Linked DNA regions of Homo sapiens: regions 1 and 3 are each linked to region 2. A link is a contact called in ENCODE Hi-C or POLR2A ChIA-PET data. All regions are on one chromosome and are shown on one strand. The core of a region is the stretch at or near the end of the contact, and the rest is flanking DNA. Distances in the headings are between cores, read along the strand shown. Region 1 holds the start of BRPF3-AS1 (BRPF3 antisense RNA 1). Region 2 holds the start of SCUBE3-AS1 (SCUBE3 antisense RNA 1). Region 3 holds the start of SRPK1 (SRSF protein kinase 1).

What was found. A loop is a pair of places that touch in the nucleus more often than their neighbours do. ChIA-PET counts read pairs that join two places held with the same protein, here RNA polymerase II (POLR2A). Pooled maps may share reads with other maps.
Region 1: a pooled map shows a loop between it and region 2 (15-fold over the local background). The contact joins the promoter of BRPF3-AS1 here to the promoter of SCUBE3-AS1 in region 2. A Hi-C loop is called at or near these places in 8 of 50 pooled maps.
Region 3: a map of naive thymus-derived CD4-positive, alpha-beta T cell shows a loop between it and region 2 (21-fold over the local background). The contact joins the promoter of SRPK1 here to the promoter of SCUBE3-AS1 in region 2. A Hi-C loop is called at or near these places in 1 of 168 maps with a recorded cell type or tissue (naive thymus-derived CD4-positive, alpha-beta T cell) and 9 of 50 pooled maps. POLR2A ChIA-PET finds 5 or more read pairs at or near these places in 1 of 52 experiments (H1).

The regions. Positions count from the first base shown.
Region 1 is chr6:36,195,843-36,198,618 of GRCh38, reverse strand. BRPF3-AS1 (BRPF3 antisense RNA 1) reads left to right here and starts at 1,416. Exons shown (of 3, transcript NR_187147.1): 1 at 1,416-2,582. BRPF3 (bromodomain and PHD finger containing 3) reads right to left here and starts at 1,875. Exons shown (of 13, transcript NM_015695.3): 1 at 1,649-1,875. RefSeq lists an enhancer at 1,121-1,170 and a silencer at 1,521-2,260.
Region 2 is chr6:35,257,981-35,260,739 of GRCh38, reverse strand. SCUBE3-AS1 (SCUBE3 antisense RNA 1) reads left to right here and starts at 1,285. Exons shown (of 4, transcript XR_001744102.2): 1 at 1,285-1,450. It overlaps ZNF76 (zinc finger protein 76), which reads right to left and starts at 1,005. Exons shown (of 14, transcript NM_003427.5): 1 at 899-1,005. RefSeq lists silencers at 573-892, 903-1,022.
Region 3 is chr6:35,919,720-35,922,423 of GRCh38, reverse strand. SRPK1 (SRSF protein kinase 1) reads left to right here and starts at 1,326. Exons shown (of 16, transcript NM_003137.5): 1 at 1,326-1,380; 2 at 1,896-1,956. The coding sequence starts at 1,368. RefSeq lists silencers at 984-1,043, 1,074-1,663.

The DNA.
Region 1 (2,776 bases), core at 167-2,666, 940 kb before region 2:
CTCTTACTTTTAATATTTCTCACAACTACCTTAGGAGATGGTGTAGCTATTATCATCTACACAGAAGCTCAGAAAGATGTCACTCAACGTAAAGCTAGTAAGTGATAACGCTACAATTTGAACCCAGGTCTTCCGATGCTCAATTCCTCTCAGTGGGAATTAAGAACACCACAGAGGTGCTATGGTCTGGTACAAAACGAGGCTCTGGGGCAATCTAGGTTCTAATCTTGGCCCTCTGTGACCTAGAGAAAGTCCCTTAAGCTCTCTATGCCTCCATACTCCATCAGTAAAATGAGGGTAACACAATCTAGCTCTCTAGGTGCTACTTGTTAATAAGGTATTATTAACATCTTTACTTGAAAGGCCTTCCAATCCCAAAGTGTGACTGAAACAAACAAAAAACCAATTTGGCTGAGGAGCAGTGCCAGGCGGGCTGGCACACACCCCATTTGGAGCCAAAGGAAACAGAATCATCGCAGCAATTCTGTCCGGGTTCCAGAGGCCCTTGGCTACTGGATTCCTTACAAATGCCAAGTCCCTGGGGGCAGACAGGGCCAACAGACCTGCTTCATCACCCACCCCTCCAAAGGCACCGAGGCCCTAGAAGAGGTGAGAACATCTGCCTCCACACCGACCCCAAACAGCGCAGACAGGCGGTGCGGCGCCCACTTTCATGAAAGCCGCTCCATCTTCTCCTTCCCCACCTGCCACCTCCTCGGCTGCTCAAGCATCTCTCGACCATGCAAGACTCTACACAGACGTGTTTTGTCCCACCCACGCCTCCAGACACCGGGGAGAAACTCTAGAGGGGGAAGGGACTGCTGATGAGGGAAATGAAAAGAGTTTCGCCCACAAGGAGCTTACAGTCTAGACGAGTTTTTTGGCGGGAGTTTCTCAACCTACACAGCCCTTCCCACATACACACCTCCAAAATATCTCCAACAACCCCCGCCCCCCCAGATTTCCCCTCGGCACCCCCTGACCCCTCGCTCACCCACCCCATCCAGGTCCCCGAAGAATGAGGAGCTTCTGCAATTAGACTGTATCCCCTGCACCTCACACAAGATACTCAGGAGACAAGGAGGACCCCAGCCAAGGCTCCTGCTCCTTTAAGGGGGCACCTCTTCCAGAAGAATCTTGACCCCTCGGAGAAGAAAGGAGGGAAATAACATCTCCTCAGAGGGGAGGGGCGAGCGCACCAGAGACAGCCTGACGTGGAGTCCGACCCTCAGACAGAGAAAGCGAGCGCCAGCGAATGAGCGGGGCGGAGAGGCGAGAACCCATTGGCTGCGTCACCTGCCCGTCAGAGGGACCCAGGGGACCTAGGGCCGCTCAAGGGGCGGGACTCTCGTCTGGCCAGGCCAATTGGAAGGCGTGGCGGGGGCGGGGCTTAGCGGCTCGGAATCCAGGGCTGGGGGGGGAGACAAGATGGCGGCTGCGGGAGGGGGTCCTCGCTTCTCAGCTCCCCCGCTCACCCGCCTTCTCCTTCCCTGCCGCCGCCCTCGCTCCAGGAGAGAGCTTTCGCACCGCCCCCGCCCTGCTCGGAAAGCCCCCCGCTTCTCCGGTTTCCCCCCGTGCAGTCCCTGGTCCCCGAAGGCCCCGATGCCCCCGCCCCCGCTCTGTCCGGCCCCGCTGCCGCCCCCATTACCTCAGCCGCCTGCCCGGCCCCACCGTTCGGGGCCCCTGGGCGCGGGCGGGCAGGCCGCCGAGCAGGTCGGCGCGGCCCGGGAAGCGGAGCGCGGTCTTCTCCCGCGCCTGCCTCCGTGGCCTCCGCCGTGCCCCCTCCCGGCCCGCGCTGGGGCCCCGGCCCGGCCGCCGCCGCCGCTCCCGGGGGAGGAGGGGGAATGGAGCCGCCGCTGCTGCCGCTGCCGCCACGGAGCCCGGCCGAGGGGAGGGAGGGATCAGCCCCCAGGCAGGATCCGCCCCTCCGGCCTCCCCCCGCCACCTCCACCCCTTCCCTCGCTCCCTCCCTGACTCTGCGGGCTCTCCCGCTGAACAGGAGCGAGAGCGCGAAAGAGGGGGAAACGGGAAAAAAATCCCCCCGCCCGTGCCTGGCGCGGCGGCGGCCGGGGCGGTGCGGAGAGGAGCGCGGAGGCGCCGCCGCCGCCGCCACGGGGCACCATCCCCGGCTCGGCCTCACGGTGGCGGTGCGGGCGCGGCGGGGACACCGAGCAAGAGACCGGGTCTGCGCCCGCCGCGATCCCTGCGCACCACGGCCCTGCCCGCCACGGGGCGAGCCCGATAAGAGGGCTGTGGACGTTCGGGTCTAGTTGGGAGAGACAGGGGTCCCTGACTCTTGAGCGGTCAGTCATTTCCTCCCCAGTCCTTGTGGGTGACGTGGCTACGGTTTGGAGCAGCAAGCCCCCTCCCCGAACTAAAGGGCCTCTCCAAAGGTTAAGCCAGGGCAGTCATTGAGGTCAAAACCAATATGTAGTTTCTTGACTGCAGGTGCCTGCACGACTCCCAGAAAGTCGCGTCTCCCCTAACCCCCATGCCCAGGACCTGAGGACAAAGGTCTAGCGATTGTCCATCCCCTCCCCCAGTGAGGACAGCCGGGAAAGACCTGCCTTTGTTGTGTACAGGTGAGCGTCTTGTTCCGCACCACACATCTTTTAAAAAAAAAAAAAAAAAATCTGACTTTCCGTTTAAAAGGAGTAAACAAAAGTTTGACAGTCTGCTTAAGCATGCCTGGTAACTCGTCTGTCACTGTGGGCATGGGAAACACTTTAAACCTGACTTGGTTAATTTAATGCATTAGGCGGCTTTCTAAAAGATG
Region 2 (2,759 bases), core at 36-2,535:
CACAGTCATGATGAGAAACTGAGGTCCAGACTGAGGAGGGGACTTCTCACAGGTCCCTAAAGCACAGCAGTGACAGAGCTGGGACCACACACTGGATTGACTGGATTCTGGATTGATCCAGAATTCTCTGATGCCTCCAATTATTACTACTTCATATTAATCTCTATATCCTCCTTAGCACCAGAAAGGTGCTGGACGCTTGTAAGTCATGTGCTGATTGACACTGAAGGGCTGGGATCGCAGAGAGAGATGCCAGTGGGGGTGATTTTAGGATAAAGGCAGACGTGGAACGAGGGTCATACGGCTACAGGATAAAGATACTGAGGGTTGTGTACAAGGTGAGTGCGTGGAAAACTATTGGAGTAGGGCTTAGGAGTCGCCAGCAGAGTTTTGAGGGGAGTCACCGAGTTTGTGGGGAACACAAGGTAGAATCGGGGGGGTTACTGGGCCAGGAGGGTTACCCAGGTTTGGGGGTCACTAAGGAGGAGTGTGGGGATCTCAGGGTCATGTGAGTCACCGGATTAAAACTGAGGGAGTCACTGGTTGGTGGGTCTCTGAGAAGTGCTGGGGAAATTCCTGGGTTAGCAGCCAATGAATAATAACCAACGGTTACCTGGTGAGGTCTTGGGGTCAGTGGGTGGGGTGTGGGGTCACAAGGGTGGAGGCGGGCGCCGTCACGGGGTGAGGTTTGGGAGTCACGGGGGAGGAGCCGCAAGGCGGAAAAGAGGGGCAGGGACCCTGGGTGGGGGAGGGGGCCCGGCCGCGGTCCAGCGGCCAGGCCGCCCTGCTAGGGCCGGAGGGAGGTGGGCACGCCGGGCTCGGGACCTTCCCGGGGTCCTGCGCCCGCCCGGCCTCCCGCCCTGGGCATGGTTGGCCCACTCCTCCCGCAGCCACCAACCTGACAGCCCCCGAGGGCGACTCCGCCGACAGACCGCCATGCACCGGGCCCCGCCACCAGCGCCGGCCCCACAACCCGCCTGCGCCATAGCCCGCCCGCCCGCGCGCAGCTTGCCTCGCGCGATATCCAGGTTCCAGGGCCGCCGCACTTTCCTTTCCTCTTGGCGCGCCTCTACCGGGCCCCGGAACCCGTATAGAAAATACCGGGCACGGTCCACCCCGCCCCCCGCTTCGCCGCGGCAGCCATCCAACTTATCCTGGTTCCGGGGCTCCTGGAGCCCAGGCGGCCGGGATCTGAACCGAGCTCTTCGGAGCCCCGCCCCCACCAAGGCCGGGGTGACGCATGGCCAGCGAGGCTGAGCGCCCAGGGAAGGCGTGCTGACGTCACGACGCCCGGGTCAGGGCCTGGGCGCGGCTCGGAGCCGGGTCGTCGCTATAGCAATCGGGAACCGCTACCTGTCCATTCCAAGGATTCGGTCCAGCAGAAGCGTGAGGAGGTGGCGGAGGCCCCGAGGGCTTTGCGTCATCACTTCTGCGGCCTGCGGGCGAGAAGGTGCGCTTCGGGAGTAGCGCGGGAGGACAGGAGGCGCAGGTTGTGAGGGACGCAGGCCCTGGGGCTTCGGTCTCTGTCCTCCGAGCTCAGAGCCTCCAGGCTTCTTCCCGGCCGCGCGCTCAGCACTCACTGTCTTACGGTCCCGAAGCGCTTTAAGGTGCGCAGTCCGCAGGCCTTGCCTACTGATCTTCCAGCCACCCCTTGAAGGAAGCAGTTGCAGGTATTAAGAGCTCCTTATTGAAAAGGACGATGTAGAGGGGCGGTGAGGGACTCGCCTCCGCAGGGAGGGCGCCCTGGCGGTCTTCTCAGGTTCTCTCTCATTCCCGCGTCAGCTCCACCGTCAGGCTCGAAACCGACTACTCCCTTTTGTAGGCTTGCTTTGGGTTGAACATAAAAACCAAGCCCCTTTACTATTTCCCTGCTGGGAGGGGCTGCGATTGGGAAATTTTCAGAAACCTGAGGGAAAATTAAAAGGGAGCGAGCTTTCGGTAAAAAATCAAATTAAAAAGGAGGGGCGTTAGAGAAGGAACTGGTAAAGATTGCCTTTTAGGAGAGGAACTGGGTGGCTGGAAGAATGAGGTGAGAAACTTTCCCCTCTCTATCCTTTCAGACTTTAACTGGTTTCTTTTGTATCTTCCCCGCCCCGAAAACAATTTAACTTAATAAGAATAATTTTTAAAGGACGTAAACTAGACACAGTTACAAAGTACGGGGTTTGGGGCTTGTGGTAGCTAAAGGTGTCTTTGGGGATGCGGGCATCCTTTTCCTCTCCTGCCTGAAGAGCTTAACTAGAAAGCCCCCCTTTCGGTCTTAGACATCCCCTCTTCCTGACTTGTTCTGGCTGGGACCAGAGTTCAGTTTAGGTAGGCCAGTGAGTGACATTTGATGGTTAGAATTCCTACGGTTAGAATTAATCCCTTCTGTATCTCCTAGTATGGAAATAAACTGCCTGGCCACTATGCTGCCCTCTTTCCATTCCTTTTTGGTGGAAGTTTGACAAGTTATTTCCCATAGAAAATAACTTATAGGCCGGGCGCCGTGGCTTAAACGCCTGTAATCCCAGCACTTTGGGAGGCTGAGGCGGGCGGATCACGAGGTCAGGAGTTCGAGACCAGCCTGGTCAACATAGTGAAACCCCCCCTCTCTACTAAAAATACAAAAAAATTAGCTGGGCGTGGTGGCGGGCGCCTGTAATCCCAGCTACTCCGGAGGTTGAGGCAGGAGAATTGCTTGAACCCGGGAGGCGGAGGTTGCAGTGAGCCAAGATCGCACCATTGCAGTCCAGCGCGGGCAACAGTGTGACTCCGTC
Region 3 (2,704 bases), core at 77-2,576, 660 kb before region 2:
TGCGGTACTTTACAACATGGGTTGGTAAACTAAGATCTGAAATAAGAATAACCGTTGAAACGGTTGAAAAAAGATCAAAAGGGCCTGGCTCAGTGGCTCACACCTGTAATTCCAGCACCTTGGGAGGCTGAGGTGGGAGGATCACTTGAGCCCTGGATGTCCAGGCTGCAGTGAGCCGAGATCATGCCACTGTACTCCGGCCTAGGCAGCAGAGCAAGACTGCTCTCTCTGTCTTTCTTTAACCCTCACCTTCCCTTCAAAACCTAACAAAGACCATGTTTAAATCAATAGAAGAACATTTTATGACGTGAAAATTATATGAAATTCAAATTTCAGTGTCCATACATAAATCTTTATAGGAACACAGCCCATATTTTCTATGACTGCTTTTGAGCTCCAATGGCAGAGTTGAGTAGCTGAGAAAGAGATCTTATGGTCCACAAAGCCTAAATATTTACTGTACGGCCCAAAGAAAAACTTTGCTGAGCCTGCTATACAATAAGGGCTTCATGATTAAATAACTGGGTCGTACACCAAGATTCTGAACATATAGGCAGGCCCTCTTAAGTTTAGTGTCTTTGTGTAATGGAAGTAATAACTATTTTGCCTTTAAGTTGCCATAAACATCAAATGAGATAATGCACTTAGAAAATAAAAACAAAAAAAACTTATAAACAAGACAGCTTTATCATGTATTGAAGGTGGTAGAATAAGAAAACATTAAACGTTTTTATTCTCATTTCCCCTTCTTTCCTTTACAGCTTTCACTTAAACTTGAAATTTCAAGAGAAAATTCACTTTTGAAGTTTTTACTTTTCAAGTGATAATAGGGTCACAGGTTCTTTCCTTCCAGTCTTTTTGTGTTGCTCCCACTCCCTTTTCTTTCTCACATGTAATTTTTTTCCATTTTCTTTAAATAGTATCTCAACTGGGCTCACAATAGCTCAGGGAAGGAGAAACTGGGACATGCCTGATTAATCCATTTTACAGGCCAGGAAACTGAGGCAGATCCCAGTTGCCTCCGAAGCTCTGACTCAGCAGCATGCAGAGAGCCCTGCCGCTCTCTGCGCCTTTTCTAAACAAATAGAACAAAACTAACCTTGCCAGGTTTCCAAGCTTGGATCTCTAACACTCCTTCAACGTTCACCCCGGCGTTCCTCCCCGCTGCGCCCCCTCCCTCTCCTTGCCGCCCCCTCCTCGGGAGCAGGTGGTAGGCTCCGCGCCCAACGCGCAAGCGCGCGGCATCGTGGGGCGGGGGTGGGGCGGGACTGAGGGCGGAGTGTGAGCGGGCTCGGTTTTGGGCCGCGGCGGGAGCGGGAGTCGCCGCCACTCGAGTGCGCAGGCGCCTGGCGATTACCGGTCTCACCATGGAGCGGAAAGGTGAGCGGTGGAGCGGCCTCCGCCACGAGGGGCAATGGTCGCCGGGGCGAGGCCCGGGTCAGCGCCGGGAGCTTCGCTTAACTGCCGCGGTTCGGTTCCCGGACGTGCGGCGCCCCTCCACTGAGGTGGCGCCGCCCCACACCCCCTGCCTCTGGGCTGCGGGTCCGCGCCCCTCAGTCCGGGCGTCCTCTGGCGCCGGCCGTAGCCGCCCCTTGTTCCCCGCCAGGCCGGCTCGCGCCTTGGGGCCACTCCAGGGCCCGGCCCTTGGCGGGCGACGCAGACCCCCACCCGCCCGCCCCCTGACCCGGCCTGAGACCCCTCCGGCGCATCCCGCCCGGGCGCTGCTCTGCGCCCCGTGGGCCGCCAGCCCCACGGCCGGCCGCCTCGCCGGAGCCCGCAGCCGCCCCCGAGGCAGGCCCCGCAGCCGGGCCTGGCGCCCCTGCTGGGTCTCCACCCTCACCTTGGTCGCCTCCTTTCCTCCACATTCGCCCTTCATCCATCCCTCTCTCCTGCAGTGCTTGCGCTCCAGGCCCGAAAGAAAAGGACCAAGGCCAAGAAGGACAAAGCCCAAAGGAAGTGAGTCTTGTACCCCAACATCCCATTCTTTGGATTTTCCTCCGGCACCTTCTCTGCTCTGGTTTCACGTCTTGAACGTGCACCGGGTTTGGGCACCCTGTGGCTGCAGCCACATGGCCTCGGGGCAGCTCGGAGGGTCGCTCTCCAGCAACCATGTGGAAGAGAGCTGCTGTTGCTCAACGCCAGGCCTGGGTCTTAGCAGCCCCGGGCCTGCTGGAAAGGGCTGTCGGAGGAGGACCAGAGCCCGCCCGGTACCTTTCCTCCCCAACTCCACAGAGGAGGCACAAACTCCCCTAGCTTGGACCTCCCCACCGGAGCTGGTAGATCATTATCGGTCTGTTTCTGAACTCTGGTCTCTCTTACCTGCTCCCCAACGTCTTAACTTGCCTCCGACGTCTTCACGGTAGGCCTTAAGGAAATTCTTGAATGAATTTTTCCGTGTTTACTTTGGGTTCTACCAACCACACACTCCCTTTCATAGAGGAGGGCATGGGGCTTTTCCCTGGGTTAGTCAACTTCCTGAGCCTGTAAGGCGTATCGGCTTTTTTGCAGTGTGCCGGCAGACCGCTGTGTATACAGTCGGTGTCTGTTAACTGCTTCTCTTCTGTCTAAACCTCAACCAGATGCAGATAATCTTCCGGAGTGGACATCACAATAGTAACGGGAGAGTTCTTTAACAAACATTGATGATTCTGGTTTGGCGTATTAAGCGCCACATGTCCAGTTTTATCAGTAGGATGCATAACAG